Linked DNA regions of Homo sapiens: regions 1, 3, 4, 5 and 6 are each linked to region 2. A link is a loop called in an ENCODE intact Hi-C map of the cell type or tissue named here. Cell type or tissue: ascending aorta. All regions are shown on one strand. Region 1 has its middle 31 kb from the start of COL5A2. Region 2 has its middle 110 kb from the start of COL5A2. Region 3 has its middle 29 kb from the start of WDR75. Region 4 overlaps COL5A2 (collagen type V alpha 2 chain). Region 5 holds the start of COL5A2 (collagen type V alpha 2 chain). Region 6 overlaps COL5A2 (collagen type V alpha 2 chain).

The links. Hi-C counts contacts between places; a loop is a spot of excess contacts. Peaks named below come from ENCODE experiments on the same cell type or tissue, not always from the same donor. Only the 100,000 strongest peaks of a DNase experiment are listed, where the experiment ranks them.
Region 1: it touches region 2 in a loop (2.4-fold over the local background); 7 of 110 quality-filtered maps call a loop at or near these places.
Region 3: it touches region 2 in a loop (2.9-fold over the local background); 26 of 110 quality-filtered maps call a loop at or near these places.
Region 4: a loop joins it to region 2, with 3 times the contacts of the local background. A loop is called at or near these places in 36 of 110 quality-filtered maps.
Region 5: it touches region 2 in a loop (4-fold over the local background); 13 of 110 quality-filtered maps call a loop at or near these places.
Region 6: it touches region 2 in a loop (10-fold over the local background); 53 of 110 quality-filtered maps call a loop at or near these places.

The regions. Positions count from the first base shown.
Region 1 is chr2:189,208,008-189,213,007 of GRCh38, forward strand. It overlaps a transcript of COL5A2 not described here. Among named protein-coding and RNA genes, the nearest start is that of COL5A2, 31 kb to the left of the region's middle. In ascending aorta, no CTCF peak of the experiment used is centred here; a DNase peak (open chromatin) is centred at 2,334; H3K4me3 peaks cover 1,171 bases; H3K27ac peaks cover 3,762 bases.
Region 2 is chr2:189,286,003-189,291,002 of GRCh38, forward strand. It overlaps a transcript of COL5A2 not described here. Among named protein-coding and RNA genes, the nearest start is that of COL5A2, 110 kb to the left of the region's middle. In ascending aorta, a CTCF peak has its summit at 2,083 (motif pointing left); a DNase peak (open chromatin) is centred at 479; H3K27ac peaks cover 1,390 bases.
Region 3 is chr2:189,410,281-189,415,280 of GRCh38, forward strand. It overlaps a transcript of COL5A2 not described here. Among named protein-coding and RNA genes, the nearest start is that of WDR75, 29 kb to the right of the region's middle. In ascending aorta, a CTCF peak has its summit at 2,276 (motif pointing left); a DNase peak (open chromatin) is centred at 1,906; H3K27ac peaks cover 1,937 bases.
Region 4 is chr2:189,113,062-189,118,061 of GRCh38, forward strand. The region is part of intron 1 of COL5A2 (collagen type V alpha 2 chain); the gene reads right to left. Among named protein-coding and RNA genes, the nearest start is that of MIR3129, 18 kb to the right of the region's middle. In ascending aorta, a CTCF peak has its summit at 2,264 (motif pointing right); no DNase peak of the experiment used is centred here; H3K4me3 peaks cover 855 bases; H3K27ac peaks cover 1,265 bases.
Region 5 is chr2:189,175,777-189,180,776 of GRCh38, forward strand. It overlaps COL5A2 (collagen type V alpha 2 chain), which reads right to left and starts at 3,985. Exons shown (of 54, transcript NM_000393.5): 1 at 3,732-3,985. The coding sequence starts at 3,828. In ascending aorta, a CTCF peak has its summit at 2,448; DNase peaks (open chromatin) are centred at 3,368 and 3,965; H3K4me3 peaks cover 4,824 bases; H3K27ac peaks cover 3,205 bases.
Region 6 is chr2:189,091,680-189,096,679 of GRCh38, forward strand. It overlaps COL5A2 (collagen type V alpha 2 chain), which reads right to left. Exons shown (of 54, transcript NM_000393.5): 7 at 631-741. Among named protein-coding and RNA genes, the nearest start is that of MIR3129, 39 kb to the right of the region's middle. In ascending aorta, a CTCF peak has its summit at 2,778 (motif pointing right); a DNase peak (open chromatin) is centred at 1,452; H3K27ac peaks cover 4,291 bases.

The sequences.
Region 1 (5,000 bases), 78 kb before region 2:
TTAGAGTGTGCATGCTAGAAATTCCAAATGTATTTCTCCAGTTAGCTATTACTTTTGAGCTACGAAGTCATTTATGCAACAATCCTCTCAACTCCCCTCTTAAATGTTCAAAGGGATATCAAAGTCAACTTGACTAAATCCAAATTCATTACTGCTCCCCTCCAACCCACCCTCCTTTGCCTAGTTACCCCCTTGTTACCTCCAATTCCAGTTCAAAAGTCACTTCCTCAGGGTACTCCACATAGCAGGAACCAAGGATGTTTTGTTCATTGTTGTACAGTGCTTTGCACAATGTCCATTACATAATAAGGAGTCCATACACACTTGATTTGAATGAATGAACAAACAATCTATAGAAGTACAGAGGAACAGGTCATTAATTTTGTCCAGAACTCTCAGTTTAATGAAGGAGCTGACTCTTAAAGAATGAATAGGATTTTGTCAATAAAAAGGATGGCAGAAGAGGCAACAGATGCAAAACAATGGAGGGATGAAATACTTCAGGAGAATGAAACAAGAACTGCAGAGCAAAGGTCATGGTGCAGAAGGGACTGGAAGTTAGGAGGCAGGATAAGGGCAGTGATAAGAATAGAAACGAAGGATTGGGAAAAGAGCTGAAAAATTCTATTTTGACCAGAATTTGAGGAATCTGAACTTTATCCTACAGGCAATGAGAAGCCACTGGATGTGAAAGTTAAGGAAGAGAGATGATCTGTGTTTTAGAAAGTATACTACATTGGTTATTGAGCTATTGATTCTCATTTTGAATCCATACTTCTGTACCCTGTTCTGGTATGCTGACACAGGGATGCTGCAAATCTTCTTTTATCAGCTGGTTCTTTGGATTATAAAGGGAAACTGGAAGAATGGAAGAAAGGAAAAAAGACTCCCTTTCTCCTGTTTGCTTTGTATTTTTGTCAACATCCTCTTACCATGGCACCAGAACTTTTTTTGGCTTTCCCACAACTGGCCTCATCTGGCCCCCTCGGAGGTACTAGTAGCATGCAGGCAGTGCCCCTTCTTCCAAGTCTGAGCCCTGCTTCATGGGGGTCTTTATTTTAATCTTCTACTTTCTGAAAACTTCAGCCTTCTGCCTCTGTTCCCTGCACTATATAGGTGGTAGAAGCTTCTACAGTGATTCCTTTTATTTTTTAAGTCCTCTAACAACTGATAATCAATACAGTATCAATTCTTTATATTGAAAAACTCAGTTTGGCTTCTGTTGCTCTGACTGGCCCCTGACTGACATAACCTCTTTACTGTGGATTAGAAAATGGAATGGGAAGAACTAGAATTAGGAGACCAGTTAAAAAGCTGTTTCAATATTCTAGCCAAGAGATAAAGTAAGTCAGTGGCTATCCGAGTGAAGATTGATTAAATGATAAAAATAATAATATCTAATATTTCTGTAGCACTTAACATATACAGGTACTGTTCTAAGTTCCATAATCCCCATGACAGAGGTACTATACTTATTTCCATTTTATAGACCAGAAATCTGAGACCCAGGAAGTTTTCAAGTAATGAGCCCCAGGTCACACAGATAGTAGTGCTGGAGACAGAATTTAAACCTCAGTCTTTTGGTTCTAAAGAACTTCCTTTTAACAACAAAAAAGGGTTGAATTCTTGAGGTACTTCTGAGAAAGAAGCAACAATATTTGGATGCTAATTCAACAGAAAGGATCATGGAGAGGGAGAAGTCAGAAAATCTTACAGACTCTTAATTTTGGCTGAGTAGATGATGAAGCTTTTAACTGCAATGGAAAACAAAACAGAAAGATCAGTTTGGGGTTCCTGATAGGAATAACTAATTAATTCAGTTTTGAATATTTTGAATTAAAGATGCTTATAAGAGTGATGTCAGCTGAAAGTTAAATTTGAGTCAGGTGCTTTAAAAAAGTTGACACTGGAGATAAAGATTTCAGAGCCCTGAGAATAAAGAGGTTACATGAAGCCATGAAGGCAGATGGTAATGCCGCCCTGAAAGGGAAGCTAGGGAAAAAGAGTGAGCTGAGTTTTCAGGCCGTTAAATATAAATCCTCCTGGTCCTTTTTTCTACATAAAGAATAGCAAACAGTCTTCAGAAGAAATATATATTAAGCAACAAAATGAAGACATGAGGGATGAAACAAAATGTATGTGGCATGACACACAAGAAAAGTATGAAACTATTCAACTGTTTCTTTTTTCTTCTTCTTTTTTGGAGGAAACAAAAAGAAGAGGAAAAAAGGAAATAAAGAGAGTTTAAAATGAAATGCTTTAGTTCCTAACTGAAATGCAGGATCCCCAAGATTGATTATGCTCCTTAGAACGCTTTGGCCGCAGAGACTGGAATGACATCAGCAAACCAACCCTAGCCGAGGAGAATGAGTCATATTTTCGTCTGTTTTCACTTGATTAAAATATTTTACATTTGTTGAGCTTGAAAAAAAAAAAAAAGGACAGAGGAAGCCATTGAAAGTGGAAAACTGAAAATCCAAATATGGTGAATTTCTGACTCACCAGAATTGCAGCATCATAGGAACTAATAACTTTGATTTAAAGAGACATTCACAAAACAAAAACCAAAAACTTTTATTCAATAAATAATTCTCCAAATTCCATCAAAGTGCTTTAGGGTTTTCTTTAATGTTTAACTTAATACCAATGGAGAAAACACTAAAAGAAGGTCATCTATAACGTTTTTCAAAGTATGAAGTTAAAATCTTGTCAGCTATATTTAAGCATCATCTGGTCTTTATAACTCATTTTGTCCAGATTAGTATAAACTGCTGGTTTTGATGGTTCAAATGTGTCTAAATATTTGCTTCTCTGGAACAGAGGAGGCAGGAAAAGCAGAGTGAAGGGGTGGGACCGAAGGTTTGCTTCTTTATGGGGATCTATGCCAAGTAATCTGCAAACAATCCACTTCCTGGCCAATGACTGCTAACTGATTTCCCCAGGATTTTTTTTTAACTGTAGCTGCTAATACTGCCCTTTATCGCCATTAGCAATTAGAGATTTATAACTAAGCAGACTTCACTTGGAAAAGAAATCTATTACTGCAGACTTCAGGCAGTTATTTTTCTAAGTATGTGAATTATTGTGAGGCTCAAATCATATAAGCGAAAGACGTGGGTAAATTGTGAAGCCCTATATAAACTTCAGTTATGATTTGTTTAACAGGCCAGAGCATATAGAGATCATCTAAAATGGGAGTAACACTGTTCGGTATCATTTCAAATTAAGAAATCCTGATGCTTTCCAAAATTTCATTGTTCTTTATCCTATAATGACGTTCACTAAATATTGTTCATCAGTAAAACTTACCAAACTCTCCAACAACCAGTAGGTGGGTCTCTCCAAATATAATCAAAACACATATTTTAAAAACTTAAAAACTTTTCTCACCTTAAGTTTAAAACTATATTGTGCCAAAAAATTAGATGATAAGTACTGCACTGTTAAAAATCATTATCATTATTATAGAAAGTGTAGACCAAGAGTTAAAGTTTATATATTAAGAATAGTTCTTATATATCAATGAGAATAAGGCAGAGACTCCAGTAGAAAAATAGGCAAAACTACAGACAGTCCATATATTTAAAAAATATAAATGGCCACAAATAAATAGATAAGAAAATAATTACCAGCTTACTAAAAATCAAGTAACAAAAACTAAAAAACAATGAAGTAATATTTCTTACATTTCAAATTAACAAAGATTAAAAATGAAAATACTCAGGGGGGAGGGAGCCTGTGAAGATGACAGATACAGTGACTGCATAGTTTTTGGCTCTAGCAGAAACCCTACATTAAAAGAGCAGCAAGAAAGTAAAACCAAAAACTCATGGACAACATTTTTAACAAAACTTGATGGCAATATATAAATGTGTGGGTACAAACCACCAATAGCCTCGAGCCTCTGTGATTTGAGAAGCTGTGCAAAAGAAAGCAAGGAAAGTGCATTTGATGGACTTGAGAAATGACAGGACAACCCCAAAATAGCTGCCAGCAAGTATTCACTTAAAAATCCCATAGCCCACTTTGAGATCAAAGGCTTAGAGGAGGAGGTGGCACAGTGAGGGGATTATTTTATCACTTACGTTGTTTAGAATAACCATTGCAGGCTGATAATACAAAGCAGATCAACCTTCAGTAGTTCATCTGTATTTTACCTCTACATAGACAACGTGGCCTCCTTCCTGCCTGTACCTAAGGCAAATTGCTTCCACTGCCACCTCTATACCTTGAGATGCTACCGAGCTTACTGGAACTAGGAGGCATTTTGTCAAATACAATAGCAAATGAATGAAAAAGGCCCATCAAATGGGCTGGGGCAATCTGTCTCCTGTGAATTCTTAAAACTTGCTGGGCGCGGTGGCTCATGCCTGTAATCACAGCACTTTGGGAGGCAGAGGTGGGCTGATCAACTGAGGTCAGGAGTTCAAGACCAGCCTGATCAACATGGTGAAACCCAGTCTCTATTAAAAATACAAAAAATTAGCTGGGCGTGGTGGTGGGCGCCTGTAATCCCAGCTACTCAGGAGGCTGAGGCAGGAGAATTGCTTGAACCCAGGAGGCAGAGGTTGCAGTGAGCCGAGATCGTGCCACTTCACTCCAGCCTGGGCAATAGAGCAAGACTCAGTCTCAAAAAAAAAAAAAAGTATCTGCCAGGGCTCTCCTCCAGCACAGGCCCCTACACTGAGATGACACTGATAGGAGCGAAAGAAAAATTGAATGGTAGATGGGCAATAGAGACAAAGGAAAGGCAAGACCAAGATAAATTGGGGTGGCAAGAGGAGGGGGAAACAAGAGAATCAGGAACTCTCAAAAAGTAAGCTGCTATAATTTTTAACACTATAAATATAGTGTTAAATATATATATATATATATATACACACATATATATATTTTTGGAGATGGAGTTTCGCTGCTGTTGCTCAGGCTGGAGTGTGACAGCGCGATCTGAGCTCAATGTAACCTCTGCCTCCTGGGCTCAAGCAATTCTCCTGCCTCAG
Region 2 (5,000 bases):
CAAGCAGCTATTATCTAATTATACTTTGAAATTAAGTGCCTGGATTCTCTGGGTGGCCTAAGGGTACCTCTAGAAAAGCTCATACGTGGTTGAAAAAAAAAAAAGACTGAAGACAAGAGAGTACTAAATTGACATAGGCAGGTCAGATTGCACAGTTTGGCATCACATTTAAGAAATTATAGTCAAGTGGCTTTTAGTTGCATCCTAACTGTCCATTTTCAGGTGGTACTTTTGCCAAACACCAGATCACTAGGGCTGTATTAAAAAGTTCAAATAGCACACTCAAATTTGAAACTATAGATATTTTTTTCTAGTTTTTCAGCTGGCACACATGAAAAGCACTTTTGAGCACCAAAAGAAGATGAAGAAATAACTTACAGTGAATGGAAAATGTTAGGAAAGCAAGGGCTAGACAATTCTATGAGTCACTACTAAGATAGCTAAAGGGATGGGGATTCCAGTCCACTCATTAAAGTGTGGGTTGAAGTATTGCTTTATTTTTCAAGAATTTCCATGGGAGGTACTCGGAGGGAAAAACGGGAGGTGGTCAGACTTGAGTACAGACAGAAAAGGCCTATCTTAAGAGTAGTGAGATACAGGCATAAGTGGAAGACATGCCACAGCACAGAAGAGACTTACAGTCTTCAATGGTTTTAAGAGACTTTATGGCACTATTTCAAAAGTGAATTAAATCCTTAAAAGAATTCTTCTAAATGAGCAAAATGTAGTTTTTAAATTATTTTAATTTACTTCCCAATTCATAAATACAATATGGAATTAGTTTTGTCTGTGATTTTAAAATCTTAGAATGTCTATTTTTAACAGCAGAGAAAAATATTCTAACATAGGAAATAATTTTAGATTCATAAGTTCCTTTGTAGGAAGAAATTTTTACCTATTATTCTTTCAAAAATCAGAAGCAAAATGTCAGAAGCAAAAAAAACTTAAGAATGAACATCTACTTTGTGGATGTTAATTTAGAGTAATATCATAGTATCTATTACCTATCTCCTGGGAAAGATATGGTTTATACTTTTGAGACAACCTGCCCAAATTTAAGAAGTATCAGTTGCATCCCTGAGAAGCCATGGAATGCAGTAGTTAAGAACACAGAACAAATATTGGTTCTGTCACATAGTAGCTTAAAATCTCAGAGTTCCATATAAAAATTAAAAAAAAAATAGTACCAAATTGAGAGTTATTTTTGACTGAAGTAAAATAGCATCTGTGAAGTACTTGGCACATAATCAATGGTAGTTATCATTAAAGGTATAAAATTTTTTTACAAAAATTTTTTTACAAAAAGCCTAATGAATGACAGAATAAAAAATGTTATTTGCTTTCCAATTTTGTTACTGACCACTGAGATATGGGCATGGAAGTGGCACAAGCACAATGGACACAGGATCAGCGACTTGGAAGGTGGGGAGGTTGGGGAAAGATGAATGATGTATGAGTGAAAAAGCCCCTTCTCTATTCAGTTCAACAAATATTTGATGAGCTCCCACTATAATCCCAGTCATCTCAAAAGATGTCTATCACTTCCTTTAAGAGGCTACTCCTGATGGTGAGATAAGACTTGTACCCATGGAACAAGGAAATATATGATGAGGTACTAAAATTAGTAGTAGTATAAAGGATTATGCAGTGACTACTTACTAACAAACCATGTTAAATTACAAGATTTAGAGCAATACACATATAAAACCAGCTGCAAAAATCATTGCAATTACTCTCCTTAAGATAATCTAAAAATGTTATATTCTACTAGTCTGCCTAGAAAAGATATAAAATCCTGACTTCTTTTTGTTACTTTATTTTAGACATCTAGTTTTTTAAATTAAGCAGAAAATCCACTTTGGTTTTATCTATCTGAATGTTAAATGTAATATTTATCTCTTAATGTCTCACACATTTCAAAAACTTATGGTTATATTTCACCCTTTATGTGCCCAAACTATTCAAGGACTTCCAGAGTTGTGTATTACATACAAGCAAAAAACAAAGAGCAACAGCACTGGAGAATTCAACAGATGACAAGAACAGCTACACTAAAAAAAAGATCAGAAAAGAAAGTATGCCACCTGCTGTTTATGGAATGAAAAGAGGTCCCACAGTAAGTATCTGAATACATGAGTCAAAGCCAGAAAAAAAAGACGTTTGGGCTTCTCTCTGCTTTCCTAGATCCTGATTTCAGCATGTTATAACAAGTTTATAACCATGCATATGTTAACTAAAGTTATTGCAAACAAGTCTAGTCTTTGTCTTTCTCCTGCACATTATAAAGGTATTAGGGGTTTTTTCTATCTACTTGTGTTGACCTCATTTGACTTGTTAAGTCCTTGAAAGTAAAGAATGATGTATTTTCTTAACTATGATTGTATAGCTTTAAAAAGCACTACAAGCAGTATCAGGCAGTCAGTAATGTGATGACTATGAATAATCATACATCAACAAACTGTATAGCCTAGAAGAAATAAATTCCTAGACACATACAACCTACCAAGACTGAATAATAAAGAAGCAGAAAATCCAAACAGATGAATAATGAGTAAAGAGATTAAACCAGTAATGAAAAGTTTTCCATGAAAGAAAAGCCTAGAGCCTCGTGGCTTCACTGCTTTTACCAAACGTTTAAGAACAAATACCTATCCTTCTCAATTTCTCTAAAAAAAACTGGACAAAAAAGAATACTTCAAAATGCAATTTATGAGGCCAGCGTTATCCTGATACCAAAGCCAGACAAAGACACTAAAAGAAAAGAAAATTACAGGCCAGTATCCCTGTAAAAATTCAAAATCCTCAACAAAATGCTAACAAACACATTCCACAGCATGTTAAAGGGATCATTCACCGTGACCAACAGGAATTTATCTATGGGATCCAAGGATGTTCAAAAAATGAAGATCAATAAATGTGATACGCCACATTAACATAATGAATGACTAAAATCATATGTTCATCTCAATTGCTGCAGAAAAAGCATTTGACAAAATTCAATATCCATTTCGCTGAAAGTTTCAACAAATTAGGTATAAAAGAAATGTACCTCGACATGGCTGGGCACGGTGGCTCACACCTGTAATCCCAGCACTTTGGGAGGCTGAGGTGGGCAGATCACCTGAGGTCAGGAGTTCGAAACCAGCCTGGCCAACATGGTGAAACCCTGTCTCTACTAAAAATACAAAAATTAGCTGGGCGTGGTGGCGTACACCTGTAATCCCAGCTACTCAGGAGGCTGAGGCAGAGAATCGCCTGAACCTGGGAGGCGGAGGTTGCAGTGAGCAAAGATTGTGCCACTGCACTCCAGCCTGGGCACCCGATCAAGACTCTATCTAAAAAAAAAGAAAAAAGAAAAAAAGAAAAGAAAAGAAATGTACCTCAGGACAGTAAAAATCATATATGACAGGCTCACTTCTAACATCATACTCAATTGTGAAAAGATGAAAGCTTTTTCTCCAAGATCAGGAACACGACAAGGATGCCCACTCTTACCATTTCTATTCAACATAGTACTAAAAGTTCTAGCAAGAGCATTAGTCAAGAAAAAAATGATAAAGCCATTCAAATTGGAAAGAGAGAAGTTAAATCATTCCTGTTTGCAGAAAACATGATCTTATATATTTTTTAAAAATCTAGACTCCACGGAGAAAGCTGCTAGAATAAACAAATTCAGTAAAGTTGCAAAATACAAAATAAACATAAACATATTAGTAGTATTTCCGAACACCTAGGTTTGTAAACCTAGTATTTCTGATTGATTTTATTCAATCAATCCAGCCTCATTTATATTAGCTACCAAAGTAATAAAATACTTAGAAATAAACTTAACCAAGGAGGTGAAAGACCTGAACAGAAATATTTTGTGTTCATGGATTGTAAGAATTACAATGTCCATGCTACCCAAAGTGATCTACAGATTCAACGCAATCCCTATCAAAAGTTCAATGACATTTTTCAAAGACATTTCTAGAAATCCTAAAATTCATAAGGAAGCACAAAAGACCTCGAAAAGCCAAAGCAATCTTGAGCAAAAAGAATGAAATTGGAGGCATCACACTACCTGACTTCAAAATATACTACAAAGCTATACTAATCAAAACAGCATGGTACTGGCATAAACACAGCCACATAAACCAAAGGAACAGAATAGAGATTCCAGAAATAAATCCATGCACTTATAGTCAATTGATTTTCAACAAAGGTGCCAAGAACACACAATGAGAACATCTAGGTTTGTGTAAGCACACGCTATGATGTTTGAACAACGACAAAATCACCTAAAAATGTATTTCTTAGAAAATGTCTCCATCCTTAAGCAACATATGACTGTACAACATTTAAAATCCAGCAATGAATAATTTGACAAAGAAGTCTGAAAAGGAATTTTCTGAAAGGAAACCAAGAGTGTAGTGTCATGGCAGCCAAAGGAGCATTTGCTGAGATGGAGAATGCCCAGTAATGTAGAATGCTGCTGAGTAGTCAAATACGTTGAAGACGTAAATTATACATTGGGTTTTGTGACTTAGAGATAAATAGAGCAAGAGTTATTTGAGGTAGAATTGTTAGCAAAATAACCAGATTAGAGTGAATCAAGGGGTGAATTTGCCATGAAAAAGAGAGATAACACATGTACACAACTTTTTCAAGTTTACCTGATGGAGGATTTACTGAAGGGAGAAGTAAGATAGAAATATTGGAGGATTTTTGTTAATACACACACACACACACACACACACACACACACACACACATTATTATATACAGGGAAAGGAAACCTCAAATACATTTTAGAAGGAGGTATGTTAGACATAACAAATATGTGAATGGTACAATATCTCAAGACAAGGGAAAATATCTCTGCTTGTAAGAAAGGAGACCTTGATGAATTAAGAAGGCTATCAGAAATTTAAAAATTCTGAAAGAATGTCTTCATTGTAGGTTCTAAAATACTGGGCCTCATTCTTGGAGACAGGCATATATTAGTAAATTTAAAATGT
Region 3 (5,000 bases), 120 kb after region 2:
TTGGCCATTAACAAAAGACAACTTATGCCATGTAATCCCAGAGCTTTCAGAGGCCAAGTTGGGAGGATTGCTCAAGGCCAGGAGTTCAAGACCAGCCTGACCAAGACCCCCATCTCTACAAGAAAATGAAAAAAAATTAGCCGGGCATGGTGGTGCATACCTGCAGTCCTAGCTGCTGGGAAGTCGGAGGCAGGAGGATTGCTTGAGCCCAGGAGTTCGAGGCTGCAATGAGCTATGATCACACCAATTCACACTAGCCTGAGCGACAGAGTGACACCCTGTCTCTTAAAAAAAAAGACCAAATAATTATCAAATAAACACTAATAGAGCATTATAATCATATATCTGCCACATTTTTCAATAATGCTTTGTTTTTTTAATCTAGAAGTTAGATATATGGACTTTAGTGATTTGATATAAAGACAAACTCAAGGCTTGTTTATGTTTACATAACAAAACAAAAATTATGTGAATATATATGCAATTGCCTAAATTTTTAGTGAATTGATGTATTTTATGAATGCAATTAGAAGGTAACTCAGTAACATTAAGAATAACTAAATTTTTACAGTACAAATGGTCACATATTATCCTCTTGAAGTAATATGTCAAAGTACTTTAAAATTATAATTATTAACTTTAAATTAAAGAAAATTTTGCATTTATATTTCCAACTGTTTAAGCATGACTAAATCTGGCCTCATCCTTTCTTTCTAGTCTCAGCACCGAATTACTCCCTCCATGTGTCTCTAAGAAAACCGTATCAGTGTTTTTTTATGTTTCCCAAACCCATCATACTAGTGCTCATTTCATTCTGCTACCTGGAAAATACCTTCCATTTTACTGCCTAGATAAATTATCCTCCATCTTTAAATGATGATATTAATAATATTGACGCCCAACTCCAATATCACCTTCTCTGTAAAGTCTTCTTTATTTTCTCAGAAATATAGATTGGCTCTTCTGTGCTGACAGATTTTTTTCTTTGCCAATATAATAATAAATTATGATTTGATGTCTATGTGCTTTAAACCTAAGTTACAACGAATGTTCCTTAAGACTAGGACCTGCTTCAATCGTTTTTTTTATTCTAGCACAATACCTGAGATAGAATCTCAACAAATATCTTTTAAAAGAGAAAGGGAAGGGCAGAGCAAGAAGGAAAAGAAAGTAGTTAGGTGTTCATTCTAATAACTCCACCTACTTTTTTTTGGAAAATTATCAGAAGCACAAATTATCACATGGTTGGAAATCTATGAACTATCACCAGCACAATTCAGATGTCGGTAGACTTTCAAAGTATTTCACATATCAATATAGCATTTTAATATTTGGAACTATAGCAGTAAGAAGTTATATAGGTGTTGAATCAACATCTGACTATTACTGCAAGTCTTTGGGAAAATAGAAGTTCTGAGTTATTACTCAAATGATAATATCAATAAGATCTTGTTTGATTTTTTTTAAAAAGCACATGATTAGGGTGAACAGCTTTCTAATTAAAAAACAGTTAAACAAAACTTGGCATTTATAGGAAAGAAAATCATATTGTTTTTAAGAAAAGAGTTTCAAGTACTAGCTAACATTTACTTCAAGCAACAGTTTCCCAGGAATGAATTGCTACATACTAATGGGGTCAAAGACACTAGACGATTCTCCAGAGGCCCTTTTCTATGGAAAGGGGCTTCCAAAATAGTGGGAGTGGAAAAAGAAGCTAGGGAACTGTTTCTTCATGCACCAAATGCCTTCTCAGAGTACTAACATCTGTTTCAGTTTACATACTTTAAGTATGACTTTACACATGGAAATTAAACTTAGGCATCATGCCTAAGAAGAGGCCTGTCTGCAAAAGAACAACGTGTACTATCACCAGCTGGAATTTGTATAGGTCCACATTCTACAAGCACAATATCCTGTGAGCCGCAGTCCCAAAATCCAAATGTCACAAAACATCATCCTAACGTTCGTGAAATGTTTATAGTAGAGAGGGAAAAGACAGTGAGAAAGAGGAATATAATTGAGAAACAATATGGAGAAGTTCTAGAATTTAAGATGCAAGAAATACTTTTGTACATAAAGACCACTAAAAATCCAAAGATCTTTTTGCATTTATTTATATTAAGAAATACTCATTCTATAACATTCCACTAAGTTTATTTATTAGACATTTACAATATTTTTTGATTCACTAACAGAATAATTATAATCTCTGGTTAGGCAAGCATAATGCAAACCTGCAAAAATAATGATGCTCCTTTGCTGCCACCATGTGGTCTGTCTGTATTTTTGCAGTTGTGGCTTCAGTTTCTAAATAATTTCACACTTGGTTCTGAAGCCATCAACATCAGCTCAGATCTCTAGTATGAAAATACCATTAAAAACTTGAAGAATACAAGATCTTCTGCAATGTCATTTACATACCAATGAATTGCCAATCAATTGATAGTAAACAGGAGCCAACAATGTAGGAAGCATTGTATTATGTTACCTAGAAAAACAATACATTGTCTTGTGTTCAAAGAGCACACATCTCTTAACATCAAAACATAGAAAAATCAAGGACTAATACGCAGCGACTCAAGAATTATCATATAATTGGATGGCAGTGAGTCGTAAAGAAAACTTCCAAGTTCTCTGAGTGGAAAGTAGAAAGGTGCCTGAGAATGTTCGTGGAAGAGAATGGAAAAGTTGTATGGCTGTTAGAAGAGAGTTAGATAGATAGTATGAAAGCAAGAGAGCATTTTAGGTAGAGGTAACATTAAGTAAAGGTCCAGATGTAGAATCTTTAATGAATATTCACAGAATAATTTCTATAGTGAAGTTTATGAAGTCAAAACAAAGAAAATAGATTAGAAAGATAGGTCGGGTCAATTTATGACAAGCCTTTATTGCCAGACCAAGAAGCCTGGATTTTAGCCTATAGATCAGGGAAGCTATTGATTCAACATACAAATTTTTTCCCATTGTAGATATAATTCCTCTGCCACATGAACATCTATGAATGTATGTAAAAATAACTTATTTCCCAAACAGAGAATACTCCAGCAGTTAGGATCCTCTAATCACTCATCCCAAGTAAGTAATTTATGGTTACAAGAGCCCTGAAATCAAAGTCAACCAGTAAATCACTGCCAAATCTCCAGGGAAAAAAAATTAAATAAGTATTAAAAAGGATGACGACTGGGCCCAAGGAGATGTGAGACCTTCCTAATAGTCCACTGAGGTCTTCTGTTCTGAGAAGATAAGGTGTGCATTGCAGGGAAGAAGAAGAATTTTAACAAGGAAAACAAAAGAAATTTACGCTCATTAGAACCTTTCACAGCGAAGTACAATGTAATTTGTGTTAGGGAGGGGCCGGGTTCAGTAAAAAGGAATTAGCGGCCGGGACAGGCATGAAGTAGGACTCAGATGTCCAGGTAAAAGTAACAATCCCAGCATTGAATCCATTCACTTAAAATGATTGATGAAAGATTCACAAAAGAAAAACAGCTTCCTTGGCGTCATTTTTTTTTTTTTTTTTTTTTTTTTTGAGACTCAGTCTCGCTCTGTCACCCAGGCTGGAGTGCAGTGGCACAATCTCAGCTCACTGCAACCTCCGCATCCCGGGTTCAAGAGATTCTCCTGCCTCAGCCTCCCAAGCAGCTGGGATTACAGGCGCCCGCCACTGCGCCCGGCTAATTTGTGTATTTTTAGTAGAGACGGGGTTTCACCATGTTGGCCAGGCTGGTCTGGAACTCCTAACCTCAGGTGATCCGGCCACCTCCACCACCCAAACTGCTGGGACTACGGGCGTGAGCCACTGTGCCCGGCCTTGTGTGTCATATTTTATTGGATGCTATATTGATTTATTTTCAAAAATGAAGTTACAGAGCACCATGAGGAATAAGGAATCTCTGGAATAAAGTTCAAATAACAGCTCTTCAGTCTTCGCAAGTGTAAAATCAAAGGGGAAATTTACATACAACCCTCTTGAGGAAAAATAGTAATTATCAAAGAAATACTGTAAAAATTCATATTGTAAATATAAACATTTTCCTAATTGTAACATAATATGCACAGATGGTTCCTGCTCATTATTACAAAAACAGCTCTCTACATTAATATTCAAAATAGCAATACTCTTTCCTTTATTCTTGGACAGCTTTCAAACTGCTTTCTGGGACCCTAAAGACCCTAAGAATGTTTCCCTTCTAAGCTGGGCGCAGTGGTTCTCGCTGGTAATCCTAGCACTTTGGGAGGCCGAGGATCACTTTAGGTCAGGAGTTCAAGACCAGCCTGGCCAACACGGCAAAACCCCCGTCTCTACTAAAAATACAAAAATTAGCCAAGTGCGGTGGCATGCGCCTATAATCCCAACTACTCGAAGGCTGAGGCCTGAGAATGGCTTGAGCCCGGGAGACAGAGGTTGCATTGCAGTGAGCCGAGATCGCACCACCCCACTCCAGCCTGGGTGACAGAGTAAGACTCTGTCTCAAAAAAAAAAAAAAAAAAAAAAAGAATGTTTCCGTTCTAGAGTCTTCTACTCCTCAATGACTTTTCCTTAGGCAAAGGACACAACAGCATTAGATATTAACGTCTTTTCTTTAATTCTTATATTTTGTGGATACATAAAATTCATAGGCAGCGCTTCCTCCATATGACAGAAAAGCAAATATCCAAATATTAGAATTAAATAATAGGTGTGAACAAAAACAAAGGAATGATATTCCAAACTTCTATTAATAAGAAGCATTAGTGAACTATAGTGGAAAGAACTCTGGACTGGGTTTATCTTATTACTTTCTTTCTAGTCTCTTAAGTTAAAAACTTAATTATTTTCCATCGTCTTTGTGCTCTAATAAATGCCACTGAAAGATATAAACTTTCCTCTGAATATTGCTTTCTTTGCAGTTATGGTAAGTTAGCACTCCCATCATTTATTTCTAATAGTGATATGTTCTATTATGATGACATTTTAACTTCAGTTATTTAGGGTAAATTTTTTTAAATTTTCAAATAGA
Region 4 (5,000 bases), 170 kb before region 2:
CTCATTACACACTCTTGGGTGGGGGTGCTGGGAGTTAAGTGCATATGTGCCTAGTACTAATTGTGCAAAATATTGAAAGCATATGTGGCTGGGTGTAGTGGCTCACACCTACAATCCCAGCATGTTGGGAGGCCAAGGTGGGAGGATTGCTTGAGGCCAAGAGTTCAAGACCAGCCTGGGCAATATAGTGAGATACTATCTCTGCAAAAATTTTAAAGTTAGCCAGGCACAGTGGCTTGTGCCTGTAGCTCCAGCTACTCCGAAGGTGAGGTAGGAGGATGATTTTAGCTCAGGAGTTCTAGGCTGCAGTGAGCTATGGGAACGCTATGCTACTGCACTCCATCTTGAGCAACAGAGTGAGACCTGGACTCACAAAAAGAAAAGACAAGAAGGAAGCATATGTGTTCCTTTCTGTCCTCAAAATATATATTATTGTGGAGTATTATATATATTATATATGTTACACATATAACAATATATGTATGTTTTATATATATAACATTGTGGAGTGCTATATTTGTTATATAATAGATGAATATAATTAACTTATTATATAATTTTAATTATATAATATATGTTTGTTTATTGTATAAATCTTGAAGGAGCCATAGAGAACAGGATAAGTTATCCCCTGAAGATTTATAAAATGAATTATTATAACAAAATATGTTATTATTGGATATATATTATATATAAGGATATATATGCTGATGGGATAATTAGATATTTGGAAGCAGAGAATATGAAAAACAAAAACAAGATGACACGTAATGATGTCAATTAAATATTAAAATATGTGAGGAACTCTTCAAGGAGTAGCTTATCTTCTTCCTTGTGGCTCCTTTAGGGTTGGAATAAAAAGACACATTGTCTCAGTCTTGTGTTAACACCTAGAAGAGCAGTTTCTTTCTGAAAGTTTAAGACAACATAACTTCAACTCAAGGGGCAAAGAAGTGGGCCACTGGATTACTTTCTTTAAATGATAATGTTAAAGGTTAGTTTTATACTCTGAGTCATCATGGCTTCCCTTCTCCTGAGAATTTATAATTAAATTTAAGATGATGTGGAAAGTTAGTTGGAATGCTTTTAAATAGCAAGGAGACGAAAAACCACATTCACTGTTAAACCTTGTCTTCTCTTCACTCAGACAAGAATCCATACACATCACAGAGGGCTCAAAAACTCAGTGAACTCTCATTGTCCATGTCTGAATGAAAGACATGTACAAAGAAACAGTGGGTAGAAAATACAGGGTGTCTTGCAGTTTTCACGGATCTACATGGTAGTTGTACACCATATGATTAAGTTGTCCCTTCTGTTTTCTACACAGACATTTACTTAAACGAAAAGAAAAGTAAAATAGAAAGCAAAATTGCAGCCAATTTGTTGAAAAATATTGCAGTAAAGTTGTCATAATAGAATTATTTTATAAATGACAACACAGTATAAAATAACAAAAATTTTCAAATGACATTCTGAGAAATTCAATTCTGTCCTCCTGATTTCTCTATCCAAATCATAAAATTAACCCAAGCTGACGTCCAAAGCTTAGATTCAAGGCCCAGGACTTAAAAAAAAAAAAAAAAAATGTTTCTTAAAATACCTGGATATTGGGGCCGGTCAGGGAGTAGGGTGGGGTTGCGGGAGGGAGAGCATTAGTAAAAATTAGAAAAAAATAGTTAATGCATGCTGGGCTTAATACCTAGGTGATGGGCTGATGGGTGCAGCAAACCACAATGGCACACGTTTACCTATGTAACAAACCTGCACATCCTCCACATAAACCCTGGAACTTAAAATAAAAATAAAATTTAAATTTAAAAATTAGATAAATATTTTTATATAATCTAAAAAAGAACGCCAAAACTATAATTTTGCATTACTTGTATTTTTTGCTGTTTATGTTTAACTTTCCTAAAATTGATTAGGACTGGTAGAAATCTGATAATACCATCACTATTTTGTAATTTTCATGTTTATCTCCCAACCTACAAGATTCTTTTACCCTCACCAAATGTTCCAATAAATTGAATCCATTGTGAAGTCATTCCCACAACAATTGTGGCACTGATATATTACAGAAAAGAGATATATTTTATCTGATCACATTTTATTTGAAATCAACTCAATTTTTCTGTTTCTCATATATCCTCATAGATTTCTCTTCTCATAAATCTTAAGTGCTTTTAAATTTAGTTGTAAGAATTCAGTTCTTAATCACTAGATGGCAGACCAAATCCACCATCTTATTATAACAATTAGAAACTAAATTATCACAATTGCAGCTTGCCAACTATATGGTATGCCCTGCATCCACATTTTTTCACACAATTACACCTGTGGGGGAAAAAAAAAAAGCCTGCATAGAAACGGCCATATTGAAACCTTGGACTGGCCAAGAGAGACGACTGTATTTGCATATTAAATTATTGGAGTCTACTTACAGGCTTTGAAAAATATATGAAATAAAAGTCCCTAAAATTATGTTAGATATTCTCTAGCCATTAACTAAAGTTCTTTCAAGCAGAAATAATACACAGCACACACGTGTTATAAAAATTTTAAATCTCTTATTCAGACACAGGTTTGTGCTGATCATTTTCCCCTGTGAGCTGTGAGACTGTGAGCTCCTCGACAGCCAGAACTGTGTTTACCTCAGCAACCTTCACATTTAATGTTATATAATCCGTCTTTGATAAACGTATGTGTAGCATTGATGAATGCAGATGTGAATGAGGAAAGTAAGGAACTAGTTCATTGATATGCCTATTAAAAAGATAAGCACTTTTAGCTCTCTTTCCTCCTTCCCTAATCTTTCCAGAGAGGATGTGCTCTTAGGAACCCTTTTTTGAATGAAAGGGAATGGTCACTTGGTGGTTCTTACCAGGTGTGTCCCTGACATTCAGGCCTCTGTGTGACCAGAAAGGAAGAAGACTGTGTCAGTCACAACAGTTCATATTTTAGAACAACCTTCAGAAAGCTACAGCAACCCTTCAGCCTTCCTGACCCAGCAGATTTAGGTCCCTTTTGGGATTGTGAAGATCTGGGCTACCATTACTTAAAGTTTCTCTGACTGTAAAGGTCCTTGAGGGACTATAATCATGACACTGTCAGCTGGTGGCCTCATGAAGTGGAGAGAGAATGCCTTGTGGGACAAAGGAGGAGGTAATAAAGCCGCCCACGTGTCAGTCTGGATGCCACAGATGCTGCCTTTAGTAATGCACAGCAGAGCGTGGGCTCCTGGATGGGGTTCCAGAGAACCTACCAAGGAAATCCTTCCCTTCCTTCTGCTCTAGGGCACTGTTTATCATTAGAAGGGAAAGACGAAGAGGGACAGCATTCAATTCCTTCTTTAGACCATGCAGAGGAGATGCCAAAAATTCCACATTCCTCATTTTGCTTTCCTTAAACAACTCCCAAATTTGAAAAGTTAGATACATATGAAGCCACCAGGGATACCTGAGGGGGATCTATTACATACTTTGACAATTTTTTTCTATCTCAGCCTCAAGATCTATGGGATGGTGGGAGGATAAGTATGTATGGGGTAGGCCTATGGGGTTTTACATCTTCTGTTCTTCAATCCACTGCAAAGACTTTTACTTTCTAGTGAGCCCCGCAAGCTTAAATCTGGTTTTAGGATAGTTATCCAAATTATTACTTTTTCTGTGCCCTGCTCCTTTTTTCCTTGTACCAACTGAACAAGAGTAGGCATTCAATAATTATTTGAGCTGAGTTAAATTTTTGTTCCACTAAGGACAATCATGTTTTATATTCTAAAGCAATATAATGACAATTTTGAAAATTTTCCTTGAAATCTGAAAAATTGAAAAGGAGATGACTCATAGAAAGCTTCATTTCAATGCATTTCAGTGAGCATATGAATTTAAAAAATTTGATAAACTGTCTGTGAAGGTGGTTGGTTTCTTCAGTGCAACCATTAAATGTTTTCCAATCTCATAAGCAAAGTTTTTCAGTTAACTAGTAAAACTGCTGTTTTTACTTTACTTAAAATGGAAAAAATAGAAAGGAAAAACTCTCATATTAGGTATACTTAAGTTTTTTTCCATGTATCATTGGGAAATCTAAATGACTGTGGCCAAAACGTGAAACTAAAACTACACATACTGCACATGCAATGCTCATCTACAGTTCTGTCTGGAAGAGCAGATTTCAGTCTGCTAATGCATTTGACATAGATTTTTTTTCCCACATACCTCAAACTACTAAATAGCTGCAAAACAGCACAAAGAGAATTGAGCCAACTCTATAATCTATACACTAGAAATTTCAGCAGTAATTTTTATAGCCAACCTTAGTTCTAATCTTAAATATTAATCCTCAGTGAATAAGTTTGGTACAGAGCTATGCCAAATGTGTCTGCCTACCTAAATACATGAAACATTTGTAAGTGTTCTGAATGATGTCTACTTAATCTCTCCTAGCCTAATATTGCTTGAGATCAACAGGAGAGACAAAAATCTGCTTAACTGTTTCTCTTTCAAAGGAGAAGTAAATATTCAGTAATATATAGTATCCACATTCCAGATTTCCTTCATCTCCTTCTGGTCTTAGCTCAAATGTTACCTACTCTGGTCACCTTACCAAAAAAATTGCACATGACTACACACACATACAACCATAACACTCTCAATTCACTAATTCTTACTCTTTTTTTTTTTTCTTTTAATGTAGTAGTTACCACTTTCAAGCCTACTATATATTGAATTTATTATGTTTATTGTTTGTCACCCCATGATAGAATTATAGCTCTGTGAGAACACATATAATTTATTTTGCTTCCTTTGTTGATATATTCTGATATCCTAGAATAGTGTCAGGATCATAGTAAATGCTCAAGAAGTATTTGTTGAATTAATTTATTGAATATTAGTTGTTTGCTTAAGAAGCTTTATATGGTAAAGTCATTTCATAATATTCTTTTGTATATAAAAAGGGATTTTTATATCTAAAGTCAATTGTTAAGAATACCAAGTAAG
Region 5 (5,000 bases), 110 kb before region 2:
TCCTGACCTCAGGTGATCCGCCCACCTCGGCCTCCCAAAGTGCTGGGATTACAGGCATGAGCCACTGCGCCTGGCCAGAAAACCTTTTTTTGTTTGTTTAAACTACTGTGTTCTGCTACATGTACCCACTATAAAAGTCTGAATGTCCTACATGTTTCATAGCATGTATTTCAACAGTAATGAGTTTAAAACAATTTATGAGTTAACATGCATCTTAAGCTATGTATACATATTTATACATATTCTGTACCTCCTTTAAAATGATGTCATCCAAATACTACTGAGTGTTAAATATCTGCTTCCTGATTTTTGTATCGTAACAATGAGATAAATGGCAGACATATCATAAAAATGCAAGAGACCATGACATATAAGACTGTGAGCCCCTCATCTCTCAGTAATCAAAAGTTAGCTTGGGTCCAGGAGGATATCAGTGTAGGATTGCAACATGATGGCTGTAAATTCATGGGCCGGGAGCCAAATATATACTCAGATATATTTTATTTGTCATATGCAATATCTTCTGAAAATGTTAATTCTGAATGCCTTAAAGTGGACATGCACCTTCAGTTCTCCACAGGCCCCATCATCACCTATTGATGTACAAACACTGGCTTGCTTCACTTGTTTATATTACCTGCCTGGCCTCTGAAAGCATTGAGGTTTACAGTATTTGGAAACAAAATGATACATTTCTGCACCTTCCCTTCTCCATTGCTTATCCCATGTTGAATACAATGATTCATAACAAAGATTATTTTCTAAAATTAAGCATGCCTACTTCTAATAACAAGAATATATATAGCTCACTAGATGCTAGGCATTAACTTAGGAATATAAATACACTGTAAATGCTCTAGCATTTTCCTTAACACAAATGTGGAATCTTTTGAAGACCACCACCCCAATGCACACACACTCTCACCACACGCACACACACACGCACACACACTCTTTAAAAGCTGATTTTGTCATTTTAACTCCCTGATTTTTCACACACACACATACACCCACACAAACTCTTTAAAAGCTGATTTTTTTCATTTTAACTCCCTAATTTTTGTTACGTTAGTTTTAACTAAAGTCAGCCCAACTCCCAAACTTTCTCCTTTCAGTTTCTTATAAATTTAGAAAATCAAATCAGTTCTTAAAACTCAGTGAGAATGGAACTGATTTTGGCTTAAAATGCCTAAAACTTTATTTATTTACTTTTATCTTCTCATTCATATGTTTCTATCAGGCAGGCATACTCAGATTACATTTTACATTTCTGGTAAATAACCACAGTCAAGTAAAGGGAAATATACCCTGAAGTCATAAAAAGAAAGAAAAAAATAAAAACTTATTAATATGCACTTACATGCAAAAACAGATCTCCACATTTCCAAGAAGACATATTTGTACAAAATGTAAATATCACATTATGTGACTGTTATAGATAAAATTTGAAAAATGTACTTGCTTTTCATGTGTGCCTCAGATATTTCTTTAATTTAAAGCATCGATCTAAGCTTACTCTTCCCCAAACTCAAAATCAAATGGAGTTTCTAAATTATGACACCTTTATTAAGCTTGTGATAGGCCTGAACAGGAAAAAGAAAGTATTGCCAAGTATCCATACAATATCAACTTAAACCAAAATATGCATAGTAAGTAAGTACAATATAAGTTAAGCAGCTCTGAATATACTATACTCTGGAATTATTTTCTCTATTATGTTTGATTAGGGCAATGACGACTTTCTTTTGCTGTTGAATTTTTATCACTTATATTCTCTTAAGTTGAGAAATAAAATACTGGAATTTTTTACAACACATATGCAAGCAATTACACATTCTGTAAAATTTGATGTTTGGAATTCCATTTTCTGTGCTATTTGGTTATACTGTTCGCGGGGGGTACTGGGGTTGGATTGGAGTTGGGGACTTTTTTGCATCAAGCATCACATTCCTTACATTTATGTCAATTACTATTAAGAAAAATTATCTGCTCATTTTTCAAAAACACCTACAGAGTAATTATAACTATTTGGGAATGTCTTTTAAAATATGGCTTATTTCATGTACCTTGTGAAACAGTCCTTTCATTTATTCACATATTCAATTATTTCCATACTTTATTAAAGTACTTTATTCATTTTAACATAAATTAACAAAGAAAGTGGTATTAAAGGTTTTAAATTAAAGTTGGTTGTTTTGGTGGGGGAGGGGAGTAAACTGTTCTTTCTAGAGTCAAATTTTCAATTTCTATTGTAATTTTTCTGTGTTTTTCTCCTCCTGTTTTCTTCTACTTTCTATTCAATTATTTTTGCCACCCTTCCAAACAACACATGCTTTTCATGCCATTACAAAGAAACTCAAAAGTTTTCACCTTTTATAAATTACCTCATATTTTAAAAACATAAAACGTAACATAAAAAGCTCCAAGTCTTAGAAAGTGCCCCCTCTATGGGACTCCTGACAGATTGTTGGATATTCATTTACAAATTCGTATTTTCACTTTTTAAGCTTTTTAGAACTTCTGATCTCTAGATTAATTTTATAAACTTTTTGAAACCAAAAACACACAGAAGCAGATATTTGTTCTAAAAATATAGATATATACATAGTATATATACATATATACCTGTATGTATGTGTCTATATATGAAAGTAATAGAAAAGGTTAATGAATGTCCAAAGTTTTAAAAGCTTGAGTTTGATGTTACATGGTTGAGTTGATGAAAATCTACAGTGGCTTATTTTAAAGGAGTACATGTCTGTATTTGAAATTGCAACCCTCAAGATTAAAGATTTAATAGAGGAATCAATTTAAATATTTTCTTATATACTACAACAGCTATGCATTTTTGCTTAACCATACCATATAACCCAACTGTAACATATGAAAATTGCATAGGAAAAAAATGTGGTCACCAGGCAAGATTTATCTTTAAAAAAAAAAAAAAAAAAAAGCTTGGGTCTAAGGGGTAATGTCCATGCAAATATTCCATGCCAAATAAGATATATACAAGACATGCTGATTTCCTGCCTTCCGCCATCCAACCGGGAACCACCACTGTCCTGTTAATCAAGCCAGTAGGGTGGGAAAATACCACTGTTTAAGAAATCTGGCTTCTATCAGCCTCTGTCATGGAGAAACAAACGAGACTGCCTCCCAGTAAGCAAAAGTGATCACATTTTCACAAATGAAAATGGTAAAAAGAAGTTTAAATTGTTAAAGAGGAAAGAATGAGGAGCCAAAGACAAAGAAAAATCAAAGCTATCAGAGTTGCTGCAGAGGTTTTACTAAACAAAGAATTTTATGAAGCAGCTGAAGTTCAGTACAAAAAGACTCCACCCTACCCAGCTTCTGCCGCGACTTTTCCTTGCTCTGAAAACTCCAGCCCACAGAACAGAGCTCCTCTAACTAAAATGCCTTTAGTGCTCCGTTTTAAGCATTCACTCTTTTCTTATTTTAAACGTCCCACTCTCACACTCAGCCAAAAGGACTTATTGTAGGCTTTCCCAGAAAAATTTAGTAGTGTACTCTCTCCAACGGTGGATCTAGAAGCTCCGGATTTACAAACATCCCAATTGTCTTTCAAGTCGTTTTCCAGGTGCAAATCCGTCAGCCCCCTTCTCAAACTTCAAACCAGAACCTCCTCTTCACGCTCTTCCTGAGGCTTAACATTCCACCTATTTCCCAAACCGTGCAATAAACACTACAAGCAAAGCAAATGGCAAACTCACCATCCTCGTCTTCTTCCTGGGCTTTTATTGAGACAAATTGCCCTAATAAAACAATAAGAATGAGGAGAGGTCTTGCTTCCGCCCAGTTTGCCATCATGTCTAAATATTAGACATGTGGGTTCTCCTGAGAGTGAAAAGTAGATTCTGAGGTTATTGTAGCACCATGAAGTCAGCTGTGGGCTCTTCTTTCAGCACCAGCCCCAGGGCAGCCTCTGCAAACCCCCTTTTTCAGCACCAGCTCCAGCACAGTCTGCGAAAACTTTTTTCAAGCGATGCAGCTTTAAATAGGAAGAATGCTGCCTCCACTTCTTTTCCTGCCCCTTTTCAGCTTGTTCAGGCTCATAACCATCCAGTGTCTGCCAAGCAACGGTCTGATTGATGGTAAACAACCAAATCAGAACACGCGTCTCTGTGCCTGAACTTTCCCTATTTCATTTAACTTTTAAGCATAGATGGGGCTTAATAACAGAAACAAACATTTGTTTCTCTTTTCTTTTATTTTTTAAGAAAGGCTGTTAGAAGAAAAGGGTTCTATTTTCCCCTCCCTAACCCTTCCCCCCAGACACACACCCTTTAACTTTTCCCCTATAAGCTGAAAAAGACATTCCGAAGGAAATCCAGCCTTTTACCCTAGTTTTTTTACATTTAGATAATTCAAGACTCTCTTCTCCACCTTAAATCTTTAAACAATCACATTTTAACCCTTTCTTTTGACTGAATAGGGAGTATTCTTATCCCCTTCTCAGATTCGGTTTCTTTTCCCATACTCTGGAAGGAGATTATTAGAATGTTGCCCAGGTAAAGTCCAGGTTAGAAAACCATTTTGGATAAATGAATTTGTGATACATTGTAATTTGAATTAAGAAAGCATGTCCTTTCCTAATTTCTCCACATCTCTTGTTAAGGGGCCACATCTTCAGGTTCCTCTTGTCCCAGAGAGTTTTACCATGTTGAAAAATAGTCTACTAAGCAGTGCAGAGGAATGGGAAGTACTCTACCTTTGGATGAAAAAAGGCTTGCTTCTGCCTTTTGTGAGTGGTTCTGCCACTCAATAATTTTGTAAATGTGCATATAGTCCTTTATCTCTGTGCACTCCAATTTTCTCATTTGAGAAAAGGGCTTTACCCTGACCAGTGTACAGGGTTTAGTGACACTAAAATGAGTAATGTATTATTAATGAAGCTCCAAATTGCAAAGAGCTACATAAAAGCAGATGGTGGTATTATTAGCTTTAAGCCAGCTTTGCAGGGAATATGATAGCCCCAGTTG
Region 6 (5,000 bases), 190 kb before region 2:
ATAACTCACTTTACTGCAGTATTTCACTTTATTGAGGTGGTTTGGAACTGAACCCACAATATCTCCATGGTTTGCCTGTACTTATAAATCCCCTATGTCTGACATTAACAATTCAAAGAAGTCGGTATTGAAAGGCTTTTTGTTTGACTTTACTTCAAGTAAAAAAACTAAAATTGAAGAAATAATTAGGTGTCATTTTTAGTGTCAACTCAATGGCCTTCTCATATCCCTCATCATGGATGTGTCATCCTCTCTTGTGGAGGATACGGAGCAGATTTTTTTGGCATTCTGAGCCTAGAGAATAGGACAGATAAATCTCTCATTTCATTTAAAGAGGGGGAAAGCAGTGGTTCTTTAGAATCAATAGAAAAAACAAAGCACATAGAGTCTAGAGCTGACATTGAGAAATACAAACAATTTGAAGCAGTACTTTAGAAAATACTTCTTCCAATTTTTCCAACAATTCCCTGTGGGTTTATTAGTTCTACTGTCCATAGCAGTGTTGACCTTATTTAACTGCTCTTACAGTCAAGTGTCAATATCTGAACAGACACAATTTAAAATCCTAACAATATATCAATAATTTAAAACATGACCTGTACGTGACATCAAACAATGCACACAACTCACCCTGCTCAAGCCATCGGGTCCTGGGTGGGACGGATGTCCAGGAGGTCCTGGAGCACCAGGTTGACCAGGAACACCTGGTTCTCCATCAATTCCCTGAGGTCCACGAGGGCCCTGGAAAACAAGCCAGTTAAAATTAGAACCCACTGCCAAATATACACTTAGTAGAAAGCTAAAGGCACAGACTTCTTAATGGCAAGGGAGTGTTTATTATTTTAAAAATACATGGCAATCTAGCCACTTAGAGTAATTTCATCAGCCATGTCACTACTGATTTCAGCATAGGTCTGAACTTCTACCATTCGGATGTGGTCTGGGTAAGAATTTTATGTGGTGTGTTAAATACCCAGAAATCAGCATTCTTAGAATAATTATTTTTAAAATTTTCAGTTCAACAGTATTCTAAAGTGAACTTCCTTATTTGATTGAGTTTTTGCCGTGCAAGGGTATTTGATCAACAATTATAAATTCACTTGTCTGTCACTGAAATTACAGTGGATTGTCATTGGATTACAGTTAACTATGTATACGTCTGCTTAACTTCTCCCTTCCCCCCAAAATTCAAGAATCCCTTGATTGGAGTTTGTAGAGATTTTCTGTCTAATTGTTTAATGCTTTGCATAGTTCCTGGTACATACTAGACACTCAATACATGCATATTATATTGTTACCTTTCAGTCCTCTTTAATACTTTAAAGCCTGGCACACTTTATTTTACTTCCCACCCCCAGAGGAAGACTAGACCATTGAGAAATTAGAGGCAAAGGCACTGTGACCCAGCCAAGTCTAAGTTCTCAGAGAAGTGAGCAATGATTTCTAGCTGCCAAATTCCACCCTTCTCCTAACCCACATTCTGAAGGCAGCTTGGGGAACAGCCACGTCCTCAGTTCTGGAAATGCTCCGTCCTCTAACCTCATCATTCCCACAAGGCTAGTTAAGTATTTTCTGGCTCCTTAACCCTAAAGAATCTTGAAAGGCTTCAAAAAGAAAGGACCAAAAAGTCATCAGGCAATATGCTTTTTATAATTATAAGCAGGGATCAAGGGAAATATGGTAAATGAAGTTTAATAGTTAAAAAAAGAACTCCCATGCTTAAACATGAGAATACCTATGGGACCACAGTAAGCAATTCAAATAGGAGCTGATAGTGCAGAGGGAGCAAACACAGGACAAGCTCAGGTGGTGGAGGTGGCAGTTTGTATATGATGGTTTTGGGGAGGGTGGCATCATAGCTATTCAGAAATTTAATTATTTTAATATATTTAAACATTTATATAGACATATTTACTTCTTGCAGTAGTGGGACAAACAAGCAAATTTATCTATTAAATAGAAGTAGAATACTTAGCCTGAAAAACTTATATTTAAAAATGATATCTTAGAAAATTATTCTCAGTTTTTAAAAATCAAAACTTTTCTGACTCCTAAACTACTAACAATTTACTTCACACTTCATTATACACAACAGAGGCTGATTTCAATTGTTCTCTAGGACTCCTGGATCATATGAATGAGAGTAACATGAACTGGATATGTATATGACAGCACAGACAAAATAATAGTCTGGTTTATTCATACAGCCTTGTGTAGAAAACTCTGATTCTGTTCTTGCAATGCTCAGTTGCTAATTAATAACCAGATATTATTACATACAAAAAGTGAACTAATGCATAATCTCTGCTCCCAATGAGAGTTCCAAAGAGACATACACAAAACTATATTTATTGTCAACAGGAGTGGAGATAAGTTTGAGAAATATTCATTAGTCCTCCAAAGAGATTGTGACTTTCTCCATTCTTCTGTAATTAACACTTCGTATTTCAAAGTCTGATCCTAAGATTGTTTTCATTGACTTCAGATTCATTATATGTCTCCACGGAATGCCCTCTAAATAGCTTATGAAATTTACTGTTGCACAGATTAAGATTAAAATTAATAAAAACGTCTATAAAAATTATCTAAAATTAAGTGAACACAAGAATGTTTACCGGTAAATATCAAAAGCAAATTAGAATTTGGGAGCTCATTAAAAGTATCTATTTTTATATCTCCAAGTGAGCTGAATTACATAATTCTTATATTAAGGTAAATGTTACATTTATTATCATTCCCTTCCATTTCCAAGATACTCAAATACCTCCGCAGTAATCTACAATAAAAAAGTACTTTGAGGTTGCCACTAGGTGGCGATGTTTAAACATCCACAAGTAGAAAAGACGAATGACCGGGAACTGTTAAAGAACTTCATTTCTCTCGTTTCTCTCTCTCTCTCTTTCTCTCTGACACACACACACACACACACACACACACACACACACACACACACACACACACACACACATAAATGTTATAGATGTTAAGATCTAGTATATTTCCCATTTTACAGATCAAGAAACATACCAATAGTGGTTAAGTGTCATGTGCAACTAGAACTTAGCACATCATTGACGGTCCATCTCCTGACAGTTTGCTAGCTTGTCACTATGAAGTTATCTGAACAATACACTTAAAACTGAGGACGTGTGATGAGAGACAGTCATGAAAATCATTGGCTAATCCTGAAGGTCTTGTAGGAGTATCTCATACTGAACTACTGACATACTAGTTCTCAGTCCAGAGCTATTTTGCCTGGATTTGGCAATGTCAAGAAACATTTTTAACTGTCACAATTGTATGGGGGATGGCAGTTTCAACTGGCATCTAGTGGGTAGATACCAGGAATGCCGCAAAACTTCCTACAATGCATATGGAATTATTTGGCCTAACATATCAATAGTGTTAACAGTGAGAAACCATGCTGTACATTGTGAGCCTTCCGTACTGTTTGATGGTAATATAATGGTGGGGGTGGGGGAATGCTATTTATGATATTGTGACAGCCATAATTTTAGTCCAGCTAAGCAGCTCCCAGAAGGCTTGAGACATGAGGCAAAACATTCTACCTATGGGCATTCTGTTACATCATGCCCATCATTTCATATACATCATTTCATGCAAAGCTATACATCATTTCATATCTTGAAATCGGTGTAGGCAGGCATTAAAAGATTTGTTAAACACTTACCATCACACCAGTTCTTTGCTAGGATTAAGAGAGGAACAGATTTCCTACTTGGATATCTGCCAGGGTTGTCTCACTTGATTCCTCCTAAAAATCTACCCCCCTTTCTCCCTCTCTCTCTCTCGCTCTTTCATACACACACACACAAACACACACACACAACACGCACACACTTATACCCAATTCACATTGATTGTCTCAGGCCTAACCAAGACAGGAAATTGACCACATCACAAAGTCAAATAGGGAAAATAAGTGAGAAGGGTTGGGGAGTAGATTCTTTGGATCTTAACCAGGAACTCTGGAAGTCTGGTCCTACAACAACTTCTACCTAGACTTAGGACCCAATGTTATCAATTACTTACAGTGTACAAATACACCAATGCAAAATCTTTTTTTTTTTTTCTGTCACGACCACCCATCCTCCACCCAACTGATGTTATTTTCTACCTATTTCTGTCTTTCTAGATCTAGGAGAGACATCTGGAGACCTACAGCAGTGTTTAAGCTACCAACACTAGTGAGAAAACTCAATACAACCACAGTGAAGAATGGGGCATATAATAATCTGGACACACCCCAAGATATGGCCAATCTCTTGGGGCACTGCTTTGCACCTACATGCCTGCAAGTAACATCCATAGTGCAGCCCCGTTTAAGAAAAAGTACTGACATCACACTATATATGAGGTGAAATGAGTAGAAGGATAATGTAGTAACAAGAATGAAACTAGTGGCAAGAGTTCCTAGGCATATGATCTAAAATATATTTTATCCTCATTTATATATTCAAACTTGTCTGCTGTTTGCTTATCTTCTAATCCTCCCATTTAAATATGGATAAATATATATTTAAAAGGATAAAAATCTACTGAGAGTTTTAATAGATACATTAGAGAAAAAATTAAACAGTACAAACAAAATTTTCTAATTGAAACATGGGATAATGGGAGCAATATACAAATGAATACAGTTATTTAGTATATGAAAGACATTAGATTTTAGAAGTGATACATAAGAAAAAACGTTGTAGGGAGGCCGAGGCGGGCGGATCACATCCTGGCTAACACGGTGAAAACTCGTCTCTACTAAAAAATACAAAAAATTAGCTGGGCATGGTGGCGGGCAACTGTAGTCCCAGCTACTCGGGAGGCTGAGGCAGGAGAATGGCGTGAACCAGGGAGGCGGAGCTTGCAGTGAGCCGAGATCACACCACTGCACTCCAGCCTGGGTGACAGAGCGAGACTCCGTCTCAAAAAAAAAAAAAAAAAGAAAAAAAAAGTTGTAACTCTAACACTTGAGAACAATATGT